Regions from separate parts of the Homo sapiens genome. Here region 2 is linked to region 1. Evidence: chromatin contacts called from ENCODE Hi-C or POLR2A ChIA-PET data. All regions are on one chromosome and are shown on one strand. The core of a region is the stretch at or near the end of the contact, and the rest is flanking DNA. Distances in the headings are between cores, read along the strand shown.

The links. Hi-C counts contacts between places; a loop is a spot of excess contacts on that map. ChIA-PET counts read pairs that join two places held with the same protein, here RNA polymerase II (POLR2A). Pooled maps may share reads with other maps.
Region 2: a loop to region 1 is called in a pooled map, with 4 times the contacts of the local background. The contact joins two enhancer-like sites. A Hi-C loop is called at or near these places in 1 of 37 single-sample maps with no recorded cell type and 4 of 50 pooled maps. POLR2A ChIA-PET finds 5 or more read pairs at or near these places in 1 of 52 experiments (H1).

Annotation. Positions count from the first base shown.
Region 1 is chr2:24,860,345-24,863,449 of GRCh38, reverse strand. All of the region lies in intron 3 of ADCY3 (adenylate cyclase 3), which reads left to right. Among named protein-coding and RNA genes, the nearest start is that of ADCY3, 58 kb to the left of the region's middle. Within about 2 kb of position 1,714, at least 5 of the 41 ENCODE cell types and tissues checked have a DNase peak (open chromatin) inside an H3K27ac peak, as active enhancers do.
Region 2 is chr2:25,127,057-25,130,645 of GRCh38, reverse strand. EFR3B (EFR3 homolog B) reads right to left here. Exons shown (of 23, transcript NM_014971.2): 6 at 2,314-2,463; 7 at 537-671; 8 at 16-94. Among named protein-coding and RNA genes, the nearest start is that of POMC, 40 kb to the left of the region's middle. Within about 2 kb of position 1,511, at least 3 of the 41 ENCODE cell types and tissues checked have a DNase peak (open chromatin) inside an H3K27ac peak, as active enhancers do.

The sequences.
Region 1 (3,105 bases), core at 465-2,964:
TAGGCCATCTGCAGGTAAGAGCAAGGAGAGCCTGTCCGAGTTCCAACACTGAAGAACTTCAAGTCCACTGTTGGAGAGCTGGATGCATCCAGCACAGGAGAAAAGTGTAGGCTGTATGGAGGCTAGGCCAGTCTCTCTTTTCACCTTTTTCTGCCTGTTTATATTCTAGCAAACTGGCCACTGATTAGATTGTGCCCACCCAGATTTAGGGTGGGTCTGCCTTTCCCAGCCCACCGACTCAAATGTTAAACTCCTTTGGCAACACCCTCACAGACACACCCAGGATCAATACTTTGTATCCTTCAATCCAATCAAGTTGACACTTAGTATTAACCATCACAGAGGCATATTCCTTCAAGCCTTTTTTTTGGTCCTGATATTTGAGAGTGTCCTAGCCATGTTTTATCCTGATTAAGAGATTATAAATGTAACACCTTCCTCTCACATAGTATAGCAGCTGAGAGCCAAGTACCAGAGTCTCTGCCCCTCTCCTATGGCCTTAGGGGAGATAAGTGTTAAGTAGTTATTGCACAGTGCCTGCACATAGACACTCAAACTCTCTACCATCATATGATTGTTGGATACAATTTTGAAGATATAGAAAAGTAGAAGAGGCCACCAAAACCTCCCTTAATCTGGGACTTTTTTTGAAAAATAATTTTTAAAAATGAATATGGTATTATAAATTAGATATGCAGTTAGAAAAACTCAGGTTTGCTTCATTTTTTTTTCTTTTTTATAGAGCTAAAATGAAACCCCTTGAAAGTGGTTTAGTACACTCACCATGTTGTGCCACCACCACCTCTAGCTAGTTCCGCAACATCTTCCCCCAAAAGAAAACTTGGGACCCGAGCTTGATTTTTATTTGTTTTTATTTTTTTTAATTAATTAATTTTTTTTTTTTGAGGCGGAGTCTCGCTCTGTCCCCGAGGCTGGAGTGCAGTGGCACGATCTCGGCTCACTGCAAGCTCCGCCTTCCGGGTTCACGCCATTCTCCTGCCTCAGCCTCCCGTGTAGCTGGGACTACAGGTGCCCGCCACCATGCCCGGCAAATATTTTGTATTTTTAGTAGAGACGGGGTTTCACCGTGTTAGCCAGGATGGTCTCGATCTCCTGACCTCGTGATCCGCCCACCTCAGCCTCCCAAAGTGCTGGGATTACAGGCGTGAGCCACCGCGCCCGGCTACCGAGATTGATTTTTAAAACCAGATAGAAAGGGACCTGGTGAGCCCTGGGACAGGCCTTGCACGTGAGGACAAGGGACCCAGACCCTAGCACAGTCCCACAGTCCTATGCTCCAGCCTCACCTTGTGGTGGATACCTGTCTGTACTGGGGGTTGGGGAGGGATGACCCCGCTGGTCATCTTGGACCTGGATTTGCATCCACAGCCTCTGCCAGCGTTTTTGGGGGACTGTGAGCCCTGGCTTTCTCTGTGTGGTGTTGGTACTTTACCTCTCTGGTCTTTAGTTTAATTTTCTGAAAATGGGATTAAAAATAATACCATTGTTAGGGGATAGTTTGGGAATCACATGAAATAAGGCAGAGGGGAGTCTAAAAACCATGAAGCCCTTTGGGGCTCCAAGATGCCGTCACGCTGGCCCCCAGCCCCTGGGGAGGCACCGGCTGAAGTCAGGGTGGTGAGGTAGGATGGGAGCTGGCTGGGGCCTGTGCATCCTTCCCCTTCTCTCTTCCAGCCAGGACAGAGGTCACTCCCTCCCAAGGCATTGGGGCTGACGTTGGGAGTGGCGTGGGCTCTGGGCTGATTTGACGTTTCAGAAACATCAGCTGACGGGTCTTCGGAGCTGAGTGCAGGCCGGTACTAGAGGCTGCATGACCCCGTTTCACTTTCCTCCTGTAAAAGCTCCTCATGAGAATAAAAATGAGATAATAGATGGAAAAACACTTTGGAAAGGGCCGCAGACAGTCCTGGTATGAGAGGAAACAGAACCTGGTTTGGAAGTGGCTCCAAAGAGCCATTTGAGGTCAGTGTCAGAGCAGGCCATCCCTTACTTACATGTGTGCTTAATGTCTTTTTTAAGAAAATTCTCCATTTAAAAAAATTATGAGTGTCTCCTATAAAAACAATCGTTAATCTACCCTCTGCAAAAAAGGGGCCTCCTTCCAGAATTGAGTGCCCAGGGTCCATGTCTCACTTTTTATTTGGTCAGGTGCTCTTATCTTTTTTTTTTTTTTTTTTTGAGATGGAGTCTCACTCTTTCGCCCAGGCTGGAGTGCAGTGGCACGATCTTGGCTCACTACAACCTCCACCTCCCAGGTTCAAGCGATTCTCCTGCCTGAGCCTCCCGTGTAGCTGGGACTACAGGTGCCCACCACCACACACAGCTAATTTTTGTATTTCTAGTACAGACGGGGTTTCACCATGTTGGCCAAGCTGGTCTCAAACTCCTGATCTCAAGTGATCTGCCTGCCTTGGCCTCCCAAAGTGCTGGGATTGCAGTCGTGAGCCCCATGCTCGGCTATTTATCTTGTTTTCTAAGCTGCCTTAAGAGTGTGCGGCTGAAGGGCAGCCCTGGCCATGTGGCTGTCCCAGCAGGTGTCTCCTCGCTGGGCCTCAGCTTCCTCCTCTGCTGTGAAGTGAGGTGTAGGGATGCGCTGGTGACCTGAGCCCGCTCTCTCTCTTGCCATCCCCTGGGAAGTTGTACCTTCTGTTATGAAGATGACCAGCCTCCTAATGACAGTCAACTCCCAGATGGGTGGGCAGCCAGCCATGGTCCAGGAGGGTGAGGCGGCACAGTCCCTCAAGCACAGGCATCCCTTTCTGCCTCCTCACTGGGGTGAGCATGTCCACATGTCAAAGGGTGCATTGAGGCAACAGAGCATTTGGGTAATGGCAAGGGTCTCAGATTCCAGTGGCTTTGCTGCTTTAACCTCCCTGGCTCCAGTCTCCTTCAGGGAGGTAGTGGAGCCTGCCCTGCCCTGAGGCCTTGTGGATTTGGAGCTCTTGGTGCAGCCCTGGCATGCGAAGCGTCCTCTTTGCCTCTGCCGAACACATATCTGGCTTCGCAGGCAGTGCCATGGCGCTTCCCTGTGGTGCGGGGCCGCCAGGGTGCATGCTGACCTTGGTCCAGCCTCCCGGCTCTGTG
Region 2 (3,589 bases), core at 262-2,761, 270 kb before region 1:
GGGGAGCCACCATACCTGAATTGAGTACATGATGATTTTAAAGCAACGGATGGCAAACACCTTGGGTTCCCAAAGAGAATGGTTATCCAGATGGCTGTGAGGGAGAAAACGTGGGGGAACAACTATGAAACTCCCGGCAGTGTTAGGGAGAAGAGATTAGCTTGGAGGCAGAGGGACACCTTCTCAGAGCCCCTCGCACAGTTCCCGGGTGAGGAAGTGAAGCCTGAAGGGCCTTGGGGTAGTCCCAGTCCAGTGCTGGAGAGAGGCCAAGGACAGCGCTCTGCAGTTGTGGATGTGTGTGGTGAAGCTGGGCACCTTTGCTTAGCGTTGGGTGCCTTCCTACTGGCAGCAGTTGGCCACCCTGTGGCAGCTTTTGCTGTCACAGTGCAGGGAACACAGGCACAGGGAAGGGATCGACTCGGCTGCGGCACCACAACTGTAATATCCCCTTCCCCCCAGCCAGCCAGGAGATGCCAGGGACCTGAAACACATCCAGGCTGAAGGCTGGGGCCAAGGCAGTGGGTGGGGGCACTCACATGAGAACAGGCTTGATGGCGTTTTTGATGTTGCCAAAGGCAGCCCGGCCCAGCAGCTCCCGAAGACACCTCTCAGCCAGCTCCGCGGGGCTCTCTTTCTCCTTCTCAGGTGCTTGGAGGGGTGAGGGAGACCGGCTGGGGAGACAGAGGCACATGGGTAGAGGGTGGCATGCAGGCTGGGGTCAGGCTCTGTACAATCCCGGCTTTCCGTGTTTCATCCACACAAGACAAGCAGGAATTTGACATGGGTTGCACTAGGCAATAGGGGAGGCGTCACAGCTGTCAGAAATTAAATGGGGGTAAAGAAGCCCCCACTGGGGGAAGTGGGGGAAGACCGGAGAAGAAAAGATAAAGTTCTTTTTCTGGAAATCCTTAAAGATTTCCAGATGTACCACTGTGGGAAGGATGCTCTGAGCCCCATGGGCCAGGTGAGGTGTAGAACATGTGTGTCTTGATGCACCTAAGACTTCAGAAGGAAAAGGAGATGGGAGATGAAGATAGGAAAGGGAGGCAAAAAACAAAACAGAAGTGGAAGAAAGGAGAGGAAAGAGAGGGAGGGAAAAGGAAAGGCACAGTGGTTGGCTCAGGCAAGAGTCAATGATACTCAAGTCACAGGGAGTGGGCCCACATCTGGACAGAACAGGAGCCGGAGGACTCCCAGCCCAGAGACCACAGCAGCTTGTCAGTGAGATGCTATTCCAGAAACAGCCACCAGATGGCATACGAACCCCACCCCACCCCACGCCCCACCCCACGCCCCGCCCCCGCCCCCGCCCCCGCCCCCGCCCCCGTCGACCCGAGTCTAGCTCTAGTAGCCTGGGATCAACCGACCTAACTAGCCTAGTGCACAGATAGCCCAGGTGGGACAGCAACGTGGGCCTTTCTCCCCATTCCATTTCACCGAGGGGAAAAATGAGGGTGCAGGGACAGGAATGAATCCCATGCTTAGGGGATCCAGGATTAAAACCCAGTATCTGCAAGCTCTTACTGAGTGGCTGCGGGCTGGTCAAGCATGCACGTTTTCAGGGCCTGAAATAGCATCAGGAAGCAACAGAGGAAGGAAGGTCCAGATGGAAAGTCCGCAGTGATCGGAGCCATGAAAGGCATCTTTTTTTTTTTTTTTTTTTTTTTTTTTTTTTTTTTTTTTTTGAGACGGAGTCTCGCTCCGTCGCCCAGGCTGTAAGTGCAGCGGCGCGATCTCGGCTCACTGCAAGTTCTGCCTCCCGGGCTCCCGTTCTCCTGCCTCAGCCTCCCGAGTAGCTGGGACTACAGGCGCCCGCCACCACGCTCAGCTAATTTTTTTGCATTTTTTTTTAGTAGAGACGCGGTTTCATCGTGTTAGCCAGGATGGTCTCGATCTCCTGACCTCGTGATCTGCCCGCCTCAGCCTCCCAAAGTGCTGGGATTACAGGCGTGAGCCACCGCGCCCGGCCCACAAAAGGCATCTTAAAGCCTCCTTGGCCCTGCTTCCAGGGAGACAAAGGTAACCAGACTCTTGGTTCTGTGTGTTATTACCAACAGATTTACCCACCAGGGAGCCCAGCACCAACACTGTCCTCCTTCGGTAACGCACATGTTAAGGGACACTGTGGGCTGGCACAAAGTCAGACCCATGGCTTCTAGGGAGCCAGCTTTGGACTCACTGCAGAACAAGCCACAAAGCCATGTCCCTGGCCTTGTAGCTGAGTTTTACTGACCAACCCAAACCATGTGGTTCCCAAGCAGCCCTTGGAGGGTTGATTATATCTACTGTCCTGCCCCATCCCGGCCTGCTTACCTCTCTGCCTCCTCTACATGCTGTAGATTGAAAAGCAGTGATGGAACGATCTTATCCATGTGCTGTGGGTCCCAGATATTGGCCTGCAGTTCATCATTCACCGTCTTCCTCACCACCCCTTGCAGGCCTTTGATGCCTGACATTCGAATTCTGTAAGGAAAAGGGTGAAGTGGGACTCGGAAGTCCTCTAGCCCTGAGAAGTCCAGCTTCGGTGGCTAAGAGAAGAGCACAGCTTAGGAGTCAGGGATACATTTGTCCATCAGAAGGCAGAATGGAGACCAGCTGCTACTCTCATGAGACCTCCTGGTGCTGGCAGACATGAGCCCAGGAAGCCATGTCTTTTTAATCATCTTGGAGACTCCCAGGCTGCCCTTGCCCTGGTACCATCTGGGCTCCAGCCCTAGGGTGCTGGATGCTCCAGCTCCCCATCTTTAGTACTTAGCTGGGGTTGTTCCAGCTTGGGCCCAAGATGTAAGAGCTCAAAACGCTGCCAAGAACTGATGAAGCAGAATCCGAGGCTGTGAGCAACTTGCGGGGGCAGGGGGAGGCGGATCCAGAGGGAGAGGCACAGAGCTGCAGGCTCTCTGGGCACAAAGGGGTGTCGGCTTGGAGCTAGGGTTAACCAGAGGGGAAACTGAGTAACAGCACAGCAGGAGCCCCTTTTGTACACCCCCAGTCCCTGCTATGTGAACCCAGGGTCAGCACAGCTCTGTGGGAGGGAGCCCTCTTTACTAGCCATTTATTTCAGACTGAAGTTTCTTTCTTTCTTTTTTATAAAACCTTTTTTCTGGTTATAAAATAATACATACTAATCATAGAAAAGTATAGAGAAGAGAAGATTTACCACTACCACCACCACTACCACTGTTATCTTTGTTATCAAACATAACTGTTATTGGCATTTTGATGTAATTCCTTTCTTCTGTGCATAATATATAACAGAATTAAGAACCTATTGCATATTTTATTTGTATTGGCTTTTTTCACATACATTCTATGCATTTTCCTATGTCATTAACTCTTCATAAACATGTTGAATGGTTGCCTGATAGACTATCATAAGACCTTTCTAAACTAGTGACTATTAGTCATTTAAGTTGTTTCCAAATGTTTTGCTTTTTTTTTTTTTTTTTTTTTTTTTGAGGTGGAGTCTGGCTCTGTCGCCCAGGCTGGAGTGCAATGGTGCGATCTTGGCTTACTGCAACCTCTGCCTCCCGGGTTCAAGCAATTCTTCTGCCTTGGCCTCCTGAGTAGCTGGGATTACAGGCATGTGCCA